Linked DNA regions of Homo sapiens: region 1 is linked to region 2. The links are chromatin contacts, found by Hi-C or POLR2A ChIA-PET in ENCODE. All regions are on one chromosome and are shown on one strand. The core of a region is the stretch at or near the end of the contact, and the rest is flanking DNA. Distances in the headings are between cores, read along the strand shown.

Region 1 (4,619 bases), core at 938-3,437, 39 kb before region 2:
AGAGTCTGAGCTGGAGAGTGGGCACCTGAGAGGGTACCGCCCAGCCTAGCAGCTGTGGCTGCCTGCCAGATTGACAGCTGTCTTTAGACCTCACCCCAAGGGGCTGCCAGCCCCCCACCTCGGGGAGCCCTCGCTCCCAGCCCCCTTTCCATACTTTTCAGATACAGGGCGTGTCGGCTTTCCTTTCGCGCCTCCAGCTCCAGAGGCCCTGGCCCAGTGGTGCTGCTCTGGATCAAGGCCTCGCTAAACTCCCAGCTCCCTGGTTTGCAAAGCAAACTTCAGCCTTTTACTATTTACCTTGGCAAGTCCAGGACCGGATTGATGATCTGTAAAGTGGATTTGTTATTTGGCTGTTTGCTTTGGCAGCTCTTGAAAGCACTTTGCTGATTACAGTCCCAGATGTCATTGCATACATTACCCTGCTCTATAACGGGGCTTTGAACACTTTAATTTGAACTACAAATACTATTAAGCTTTTTGCACCTCTTCTGCCTTTAGTTCTTGGATATTAAATATCGGAACAGACAGCCTGCATTCTCTTAGGCTTCTTTCCCCTGGTCTTTGTCAGCGTCCTCCCACGGAGAGCTTCAAGCTTTCTTCCTGTTCTCTGTGGGTCTTTCTAGAAACCTTACCCACCTATGCCCACCTCTAGCCCAGCTACGCTGGCAGCAGCCTTGCCAGTTTTCACATAACAGGCTTTCTAGTTTGGAAGGTGCACTGTGTTCATGCCAAGCCTGGCTTCCCCGCAGTCACAATCCTTTGTACTTTGTACTGGGGCTTCATTTCATTCATCCACAGGGGTGCTGTATCCATTTTTTGTTTGTTTGTCTTAATGTTACTGACAACTTTGTTTGGGGAAAGCTAGATTTGGGGGCATGAATGTGTCATGTCATTTTGCCCAGAGAGGAAAAGTCTTGCCCAAGGTTACACAGAAAAGGCAGCAGCAGAACTTTATCCTTTCTGGCCAGGCGTGGTGGCTCACACCTGTAATCCCAGCACTTTGGGAGGCCAAGGCGGGCAGATCACTTGAGGTCAGGAGTTTGAGACCAGCCTGGCCAACATGGTGAAACCCTGTCTCTACTAAAAATACAAAAATTAGCCAGGCTTGGTGGCACGTGCCTGTAATCCCAGCTACTCAGGAGGCTGAGGCAGGAGAATCACTTGAACCTGGGAGGTGGAGGTTGCAGTGAGCCAAGATTGCCTCATTGCACTCCAGCCTGGGTGACAGAGCAAGACTCCATCTCAAAAAAAAACAACAACAAACTTTATCCTTTCTGAACTCCAAGCCTGATATTTCTGCCCAGGCTCCCTTTTTTATACTTTATTTAAATCGCCTCACCCGAGTGGAACAGGGACGTGAGCCATGTCAGTGTCTGTAAATAGAGGCAGTTGCAGGTTCACGTATCTTGGGAAGTTATTGGTGGAGAGCACTGGTGTTCCTGGCTAATGTGGGGTCTGTGATTCAGTGTTCTCCCAGGTCAGTGCTGCTTCCGTTGTAAATAAACCATTAGCTGGGGGCCTCACCTCAGGAAGCAATTTAAGGCCCAAGAGAGGTGGCCAAAGAAGTCAGCTTGCAGCCTCTAGGAGGAGACGCTTGGCTTTGCCCACAGCCCTCGGCCCCAGGTCTTCCTCTTGGAGCAACAAAATGCTCCCAGGGATCCTCCTGCCAAGATCCTGCCAGGCTTCCCTCGCCTTTGATTTGCCAAATTCCATGTGAACAGCCTCTGCGTCTGTTACTCTCCGAAGAAAATTACAGTTTCTAGTACACCTAAACTGAATGTTGGTGGGATTGTTTTTATTGTTTTTTTTTCCTTTTTCTTTTTGCGCTCACCCCTTAAAGGTCGTTTCTGATCTACTCCCTCTCCTCTAGCCTTAAAGTGTCCACTAGGTTCTTGGCTGAAACCTTTCAGCATTTCACAAGGTGTTAGAGACAGAGAAAGCCTCCTTGTTATGGAGAATTTGTGGTGTGCCTGTGAATATTTCCACCAGTCCTGCAAGGAAGATAGTTCTATCCCATTTTATAGTTGAGGAAACCAAGGCTCGGTGAGGTAAAGCGCTTCATCCAGTACCCCACAGCTCTAGGGTATTGTTAGTCTGGGTTCTGACTTAGGAACTGCAGCGTCCCTTCTGTGTTGTGAGCAACTCAAAGTTAGGTCGAATGTCACGCTTAATGTTGTATCTCAGTGACTAACCCTGGGCCCGGCTTATGTTATGTTAGGTGCCCCATAAATATTTGTTGGATGAATAACCATAAATCCACTCAAGTGGTTCTGATTTTAAGTGACTGTGTCATCCCTGTGGCCAGTCTCTGGCGGGGGCGGTAGGGGACAAACACTTTCAACTTTGAAATATTTCAGTTGAAGAAGTTAATTCACTTTGTAAGTTTACTTTAGGAGTAGAGATTATTGCAGTATTTTTGGCCACCGCTCTCAAATTCTTCTAAACCTTTACTATAATAAGCAAATTCAGCAGATTAAGGACATACTTAACTGCCAAATGGTGTTCTGAACTGTGTAAAGTTACCAGAGTCGCTTTTTTTTTTCTTATATAAAAGATTGTGTGGGTTCTGTGAACTTCTCTGCTTTTTTTAGCTCTTCCTGTTTTATTGTGTTTGAAGTATCTTTGTGGTGACCTGTTGGGATTGGATTCTTCCATATGGAAGTGTTTCTTTAACTTTTTAATCATTTCTTTTGGGAAGTAGGTTAGGGGTAGCAGATGTTGTTCTGGCATTGTTTGCCGAGTGGAGGTAGGGGCTTTTGGATCTGTGAGTCAGGCCAAAGCCAGCCTGGAAGAAGAAGGCTGTCCCAGGGGTGGGAGGCTGCCCATCACTGTTGGATCTGGCAGTGCAGGCCCGCGTGGGAGTCGTAGCTCCCTGTGTCCTCACTCTGAGTAACGCCTTTTCCATTTCCTAGGAAGAATACATTTTCCCCTGTGACACTGAAAAGTTATTTTTTTTCAGTGTCCCAAGGCAAATTCTTATCAGTCCTCAAATGGGAAGCCTATCTGGTGCCCTTACTGGGAAAAAAAAAAAAAAAAAAAAAAAAAAAAGCAGAAAGGAAAAACAGCAAATAAGATGAACTCTTCTTTCTCCCCCTTCATGGCAGTCAAGTCCCTCTTCATACCCCATTTCTTAGTGGGCCAAAGTTTAACATCTTGGTTTTGGGAAAAAAAAAAATTCACAAAGACCCATCTGCCTCTCCCATTTTCTCATGTTCTTTTGGACTCTATTACTCAATCAGTGACATGTGACCCCCTGGGAAGGTTGTTCTGTGGAGGATGCAGAAACTGACGATTGGCAGTCATCTTCCCAGCTCTCGGCTTCAACCCTGATTCTGACAGTGGCAGGCGCCACTTGCCCTTGGTCGGTTTTACTCCCTGCCCCTAGTGCCCACCTCTCCTTCATCCCAGGTCACACCCAAAAGCCAATGAAGAAAGGGTTTTGGTTTGGTGAGTGCACTGGCTCCCTTGGATCCAGGGGATAAGGATACAATGGGAAGGCCCATGAAGCCGCCTAAAGGAGCTCAAACTAGCATTTCCCTTGGCATTCTATTCCTTTCTTGACCAGACCAAGGCTTTGCAGGTAAACTAGGGAATCTCAGCATCTAAAGACTGAGGAGGCTGGAAACATTGGCTCAAGCCTGTAATCCCAGCAGTTGGGAGGCCAAGGTGAGCAGATCACCTGAGGTCAGGAGTTCGAGACCAGCCTAGCCAACATGGTGAAACCCCTTCTCTACTAAGAATACAAAAATTAGCCGGGCGTGGTGGTGCCCATCTGTAATCCCAGCTACTCGGGAGGCTGAGGCAGGAGAATCGCTCGAACCTAGGAGGTGGCGGTTACAGTGAGCTGAGATCGCGCCACTGTACTCCAGTCGGGGCGACAAAGCGAGACCCCATCTAAAAAAAAAAAAAAAAGACCAAGGAGATGAGTGGAAGAGCCAGTAAAAGAGACTGCAAAGTAGCGGCCGGAAAGATGGGAGGAAAACCAGGTGAGTGTGCTGTCCCGAAAGCCAAGTAGAGAGAGGGTCAACTATGTCGAAAGCACACTTGACCTGCTGAAAGATGAGGCCAGATGATAACTGAGAAATGGCTGTGGGATTCAATAATGTGGAAGTCTCTGCATTAATTGATTTGTTGAAAAAGAAACGGGGACGACATTAACTTTGGAAGAGCGGTTTCAGTACAGAGAGGGGGCAAAGCCTCATTGGAGTGTGTTCAAAGAGAGAAAGGGAGGAAAGCAGTTGTAGACAGCAAGTCCAGACATCTCTTTCAAGGAGTTTTGATTAAGGGAAAGAGAGAAATGGGGGCGGTAACTAGAAGAGGAAATGAGGTCAAGAAGGTCTTTCTTTTTTTCTTTTTAATGGAAGAAATACTAGCATAGTGATGGCAAGAGGGGGTGGGGGCTGGTGCATACATGGAGGGATTGACCTTGGTAGAAGGAAGGGGGACTGTGTATACACAGATGCAGGGGGTGGGTGGATTCCAGGACAGGACTTTAAATACCTTTCTGATGGCTTCCATTTTCTCGATGAAGCCGTCATCTAAGCCCTCCACTGAAAGCGAGAATGGTGGAGAAGATATTGACAGTTTGAGGGTAGAGGAGAAACGATGAAGTAATCATT
Region 2 (4,918 bases), core at 1,864-4,363:
GTGGCACGATCTCGGCTCACTGCAACCTCTGCCTCCAGGGTTCAAGCAATTCTCATGCCTCAGCCTCCCAAGTGGCTAGGACTACAGGCATATGCCACCACACTCGGCTAATTTTTGTATTTTTAGTAGAGACAGGGTTTCACCATGTTGGCCAGGCTGGTCTCAAACTCCTGACCTCAAGTGATCTGCCTGCCTCAGCTTCCCAAAGTGTTGGGATTACAGGCATGAGCCACTGCACCCGGCCTGCTGTTGACTCTTAAGTGCTCACAGAGTCAGCTCTCAGGGTCCGGGAGACTGTCTGTTCCCCGTGACTGTTCCTTCCTGCGGCCCCGGGCTCACTGATTCTTCTTTACAGTGACAGCATTAAAGATAGGAAAAGGCTTCATCTTTTCCTGCCTGCCGTCTCTTTAACAGTCTCTGCCCTAGCCAGAAGTAGTTATTCTTGGGGATAACATAGTGGGCTCAGTCTTTGCCTCTTACCTTCTGTCATATACATATTTTACTTCCTGACCTAGTTCACCCACATCTATAACCCTTCACAAAACAATATTACGGCCAGTGCATTCTAGTACTTCCTTTTCTTCTATTATTCTAAGAATTATCTTGTACTTTCTATTTTATTTCATTTTTTAAAAAATGCACTCGTGACCCACTAAAGTGATTTCACAATACATTGGTGAATGGCAATCTGCGCTTTGAAAATCAATGCTCTAGCTTGTTCACCTAAATCCTCTGAGTTTTCCCATTTATGTATTAATTACTCTGCAGAAAAGGCTTTAAGATTATGTTCAACTAAAGCTCTTCCAAAGATTTCTGTCAGAAGCTACTTTTATGTACTGAAAGGGCTGCGCCTTTCTTTTTCTCTTGTTAACATAAAAAGAACACTTTGAACATTAGGCAGTTTTTAAGTGATCACGGGATGGTTTCAGCAAGTTAATAACAAATATTTGTTGATTGCTATGTTTTGCAAAAGATGACCTAAAAGCACTATTTGTGTGTGTGTGTGTGTGTGTGTGTGTGTGTGTGTGTACTAATAAAGTCTTTCATTTTAAGACTGTAAAAAGTAAGCTCCCAACAAATATGAGCTGTTTTTACTGGAGTCAATCAGATATGTACCAAATAACTAATCCAAATATCTCAGTGTATTGGACCCCTCTCCTGCCTCTAGAATCAGCTCTTCCAAAGGGCCTTGGAACTCCTGCCTGGGTCAGTATGGAGGGCTGGGAACTTTTTCAATCTAAGGCTACATTTCCAATAGGGATCATATTAGCCCCATCCCATACCAGGTTGCCACATGATCAGATGACAATAATTGTAGGCACCAGTACCATGTGTTAATTATCTTTTTTTTTTTTTTTTTTGAGATGGAGTCTCACTCTGTCACCCAGACTAGAGTGCAATGGCACAATCTCAGCTCACTGCAGCCTCCACCTCCCATCATGTTCCAGCGATTCTCCTGCCTCAGCCTCCTGGGTAGCGTGGATTACAGGCATGCGCCACCATGCCCAGCTAATTTTTGAATTTTTAGTAGAGACAGGGTTTCACCATGTTGGCCAGGCTGATCTCAGACTCCTGACCTCAGGTGATCCACCCACCTCGGCCTCCCAAAGTGCTGGGATTACATGCATGAGCCACCACACCGGGCCAATTATCTTTTAGCCATCCCTACTCTCTGGTCAGTCTCATTTTAAAAGCAGATAATTGATTTATCAGTATTCGCTACAGAAAGTAGTTGACCACATTTGACTTTGCAGACATTTCAGAAGATGTGGTGGTGGTTAGAATTTTCTGCATCCCACATATTTTTAAAATCTGCAATTTAGAGAGAACTTTATCCAGTCCAGCCCTAGGGGTAGATAGATGCATCCTACTGGCCCAACTCATTGCAAGGCCATGGAAATAGGAACTGACAGTGTTGCCCCAGAAAGCTGGAGAAGTGACATTTACATGTGTTATGTGGGCCTCTCAGGTCCCTTTCCCAAACCTGAGATTCTCTGATTCTAAGTGAAAGGTGAGCCTCCTTTATGGGTCCTGGGTTAGCCACACTGTTCCTGTCCTAAGCAAACCCGGAGGTTGTGTGAGCTGAAGATGCTGCCTTCACAGGGCCATCGTGGCTCATAGCCCCATAGGTCACATTCCCTGCTTCCCTACCACACACAACCACCAAGCTGCTTTGATCTTTCCAGAGAATCTTCTCTCCTCTTCCTACAGCCACTCTATCAGGCAAACTGGTATTTACCCCAGATACCCAGGAAGGGTTAGTCTTTCGGCCTCCTGAAAGTAGGAATCGCTCTCCTCTCCAGGATCCCCAGTGTGGCCGCCCATGAGACCCAGTCTTGTCTTTTAATTTTTTCCTCCAAGCCTTACCTCTCCAACTTCCTGGGTCCCCTTCTCAAGATGCACAAGGGTGATTCATCTGTGCAAGCCATAGCTTCTGGCTTGGTCTGGCTCTCTTGCCAAAGTCTCTAGGCTTCTCTGGGTAATATCTCTGATTGCCCAGTGCTCCTAAAATTGCACCTGTCTCAGCAAATGCTATCACCCAAGCAACTTAGCCAGAACCTAGGGCTTTTCCTCTGCCTTATCTAATTGGGCCCTGGAGTTTTCCTCCTTCTACAGCATCTACAAAAGTTCTCTCAGTGTCTTCTCTTAATGACCTCATCAGTGGCCCAACGTGTTCTTTCTGTGGTTGGGGCAGGCAGGGTCTCCATCGGTATCTGCCAGTTTCTTCCCCAATAGGCTGGAGAAAAATAAGAGAGACAAGTTTCCTACCCTCAAAGAGATTAAAGCCCCAGAGGAGGCCACAATACTGAACGGTGGGTCTGTTTCTCTCTGACTTCTACCCCCAGCTTCCCGCTGGGCCTCCCTAGCTGAGCTGGACCAAGTGGAAGTCAGGAGTGCTCCCCTGCCCACAGGGCATGGTCTTTCTAGGATGCGGAGGCAAAGCTGGAACTCCCCAGTGCCTAATGCCCTGATTGCTGAGGGTGAGAGAAGAAAGTGTCCCCAGAGGCACAGGGCCACCAGATAGAGAGCCCAGTCCCACCAGCAGGTCACAAGCATCCCTACTCGGGACAAGAGGGAGCAGCTGCGCCAGCGAGACTGTGGGACAGCCGGTGGCCTCGGCAGGGGTGGTGTTGTTGGTGTTGCTATTTGTGTCTCGGTTCAGTGTCGGATTGCCTATTCCTAGCTATTTTCCACTGGCAGGAGAGGCCAAATCTGAGAGTCCTTTCAGTTCCCAGCACCAAGCTCCCGCTATTGGGAAGAATGTGGTGTTTTTTTCCCCTTTTCGATGGGATTTGAAGCCCTCATCAAGCAATGGGGTAAACCTGTGACCCTGGGCAAGTGCCTTTCCCTCTCTGGGCCAGTTTCTTCCTCTGTGACACAGTGTGGGGAGGAGGAGCTAGTAAATGTAGTAATCGTTGGCCTCCTGTAACTCTGATGTCCTGGCTGCTGCAGGGAGCACTCGGTCTCTCTCTTTTACTCCTCTCCACGATAGCAGTGGCCACACCTCCCGTGGGACTTGTACGCCTAAGACTCTGCCTGCCACATAAATGTCCTCTAATTGTCAGAGCACTGCCAGGTAGACCTTCCCCTCTCCAGTTTACAAAGGAGGAAACGAAAGATTTGAAGTGAGAGTATAACTAAAAGATGTGGGATTAAAATAAGAAATTTGGGAAGAGGTTCCAGTTATTAAGATCCTGCCGGTCTCCCATGGTCTGAAGGGTTGGAGTTTTATCAGTTATTCTCACCTTTTATTCAGAATAAGTAGGGATCCAGCAGAGGAAGGGGACTGTCACTAGCAGGGCCTGCCTTGACTGCCGTTGCACTTCCCTGCTCAGAAAGTGTCCAGGCCTGCACATTGCACCCAGGCTCCTTGCCATCATGTTTCTGTCTCTTACAGGCCTTCCCCACCTTCCCTTCCAGCCTGACCTCCCACCCCTTCTGCAGTAACCTCTGCATATTTCACCTCCTCCACCTTCTTGCCAATATAGGATCCCAGCATCCCCAGCATGCACCCTGTTACCTGGCCCTGGTGCATGTTGGTCACCCCTCAGGACCGCTGCCCTCCCATCCTGCCCAGTCGTCGTCTTAGGCCAAGCTCAAATCTCACCTCCTCTGTGTTGCTTTCCCTGACCATGAAGCCAAATGTGTGCAACTCTCTCTGTCTCTGAATTTCTGCACCACCGACTTGCTGGATACTTGGCCCTGGGCAAAGAGTGTATGCTGCCTTTTCCATTAACTTGCTCACCAATTCCCTTCGTTTTGCCATTGGAAAAGGGCCGGCCCTGGTGGTCCCTTCAGCCCCTCCCTCACCCATACTCCCACGAGTGTCTTGACCCACTACTGGTTCTTTGAACTGAGTCTGAACCATCTTTGTTATCCCCAACCACCAGCCTTCTCCCTGCCCAGCAACCAGCACTGGAAGGAGAGCCAGGCTGAGCCTCAGTTAATGTTTGTTGAGTGACTGGATGGGTTTCTGTGGCCCCTGAGAGGTAAATGAAAGCCAGTCAAAGCAATGGGAATAGTTATTGATTAAAAGTCACACTTGTTAATTTCTGGCCAGGTCTCAAATCTGATTCTGGGTAGATCATTTCCCCCACCCCACCTTCGTCACTAAGGCTACTGGAAGCCCCGCCAGGGGCAGAGCTGTAATGGGAGTTTGGGCTGAGACTCTCCTCTGCATATTTCTTAGTTGTCTAAAGTGACTTTTCAACTCTTTCACCAAGGCACAGTGATTCCTATCAACAAGGAGGAAGTGCCAGTGCGACCTCTGTGACCCTTCAGAGTCCCCTCTCCAGGTGCTGCCCCAACATGAAAGCAGGAATTACTGTGGATAGGCACAGGCTTGGACTGAGGGGCTGGGGGAGGGCTGTTGGACCCCCAGAGCCAGGCTCTCCTCTGGAAGCATCAACATAGGTAA

What was found. A loop is a pair of places that touch in the nucleus more often than their neighbours do. ChIA-PET counts read pairs that join two places held with the same protein, here RNA polymerase II (POLR2A).
Region 1: a loop to region 2 is called in a map of heart right ventricle, with 2.5 times the contacts of the local background. The contact joins two enhancer-like sites. A Hi-C loop is called at or near these places in 7 of 168 maps with a recorded cell type or tissue (HepG2, Right ventricle myocardium superior, ascending aorta and 4 more). POLR2A ChIA-PET finds 5 or more read pairs at or near these places in 4 of 52 experiments (AG04450, HEK293, HepG2 and 1 more).

What each region holds. Positions count from the first base shown.
Region 1 is chr17:61,335,869-61,340,487 of GRCh38, forward strand. All of the region lies in intron 22 of BCAS3 (BCAS3 microtubule associated cell migration factor), which reads left to right. Among named protein-coding and RNA genes, the nearest start is that of TBX2-AS1, 61 kb to the right of the region's middle. RefSeq lists a silencer at 640-934. Within about 2 kb of position 2,188, at least 11 of the 41 ENCODE cell types and tissues checked have a DNase peak (open chromatin) inside an H3K27ac peak, as active enhancers do; they include ascending aorta, where a contact is called at or near this core.
Region 2 is chr17:61,374,227-61,379,144 of GRCh38, forward strand. The region is part of intron 23 of BCAS3 (BCAS3 microtubule associated cell migration factor); the gene reads left to right. Among named protein-coding and RNA genes, the nearest start is that of TBX2-AS1, 23 kb to the right of the region's middle. Within about 2 kb of position 3,114, at least 3 of the 41 ENCODE cell types and tissues checked have a DNase peak (open chromatin) inside an H3K27ac peak, as active enhancers do; they include ascending aorta, where a contact is called at or near this core.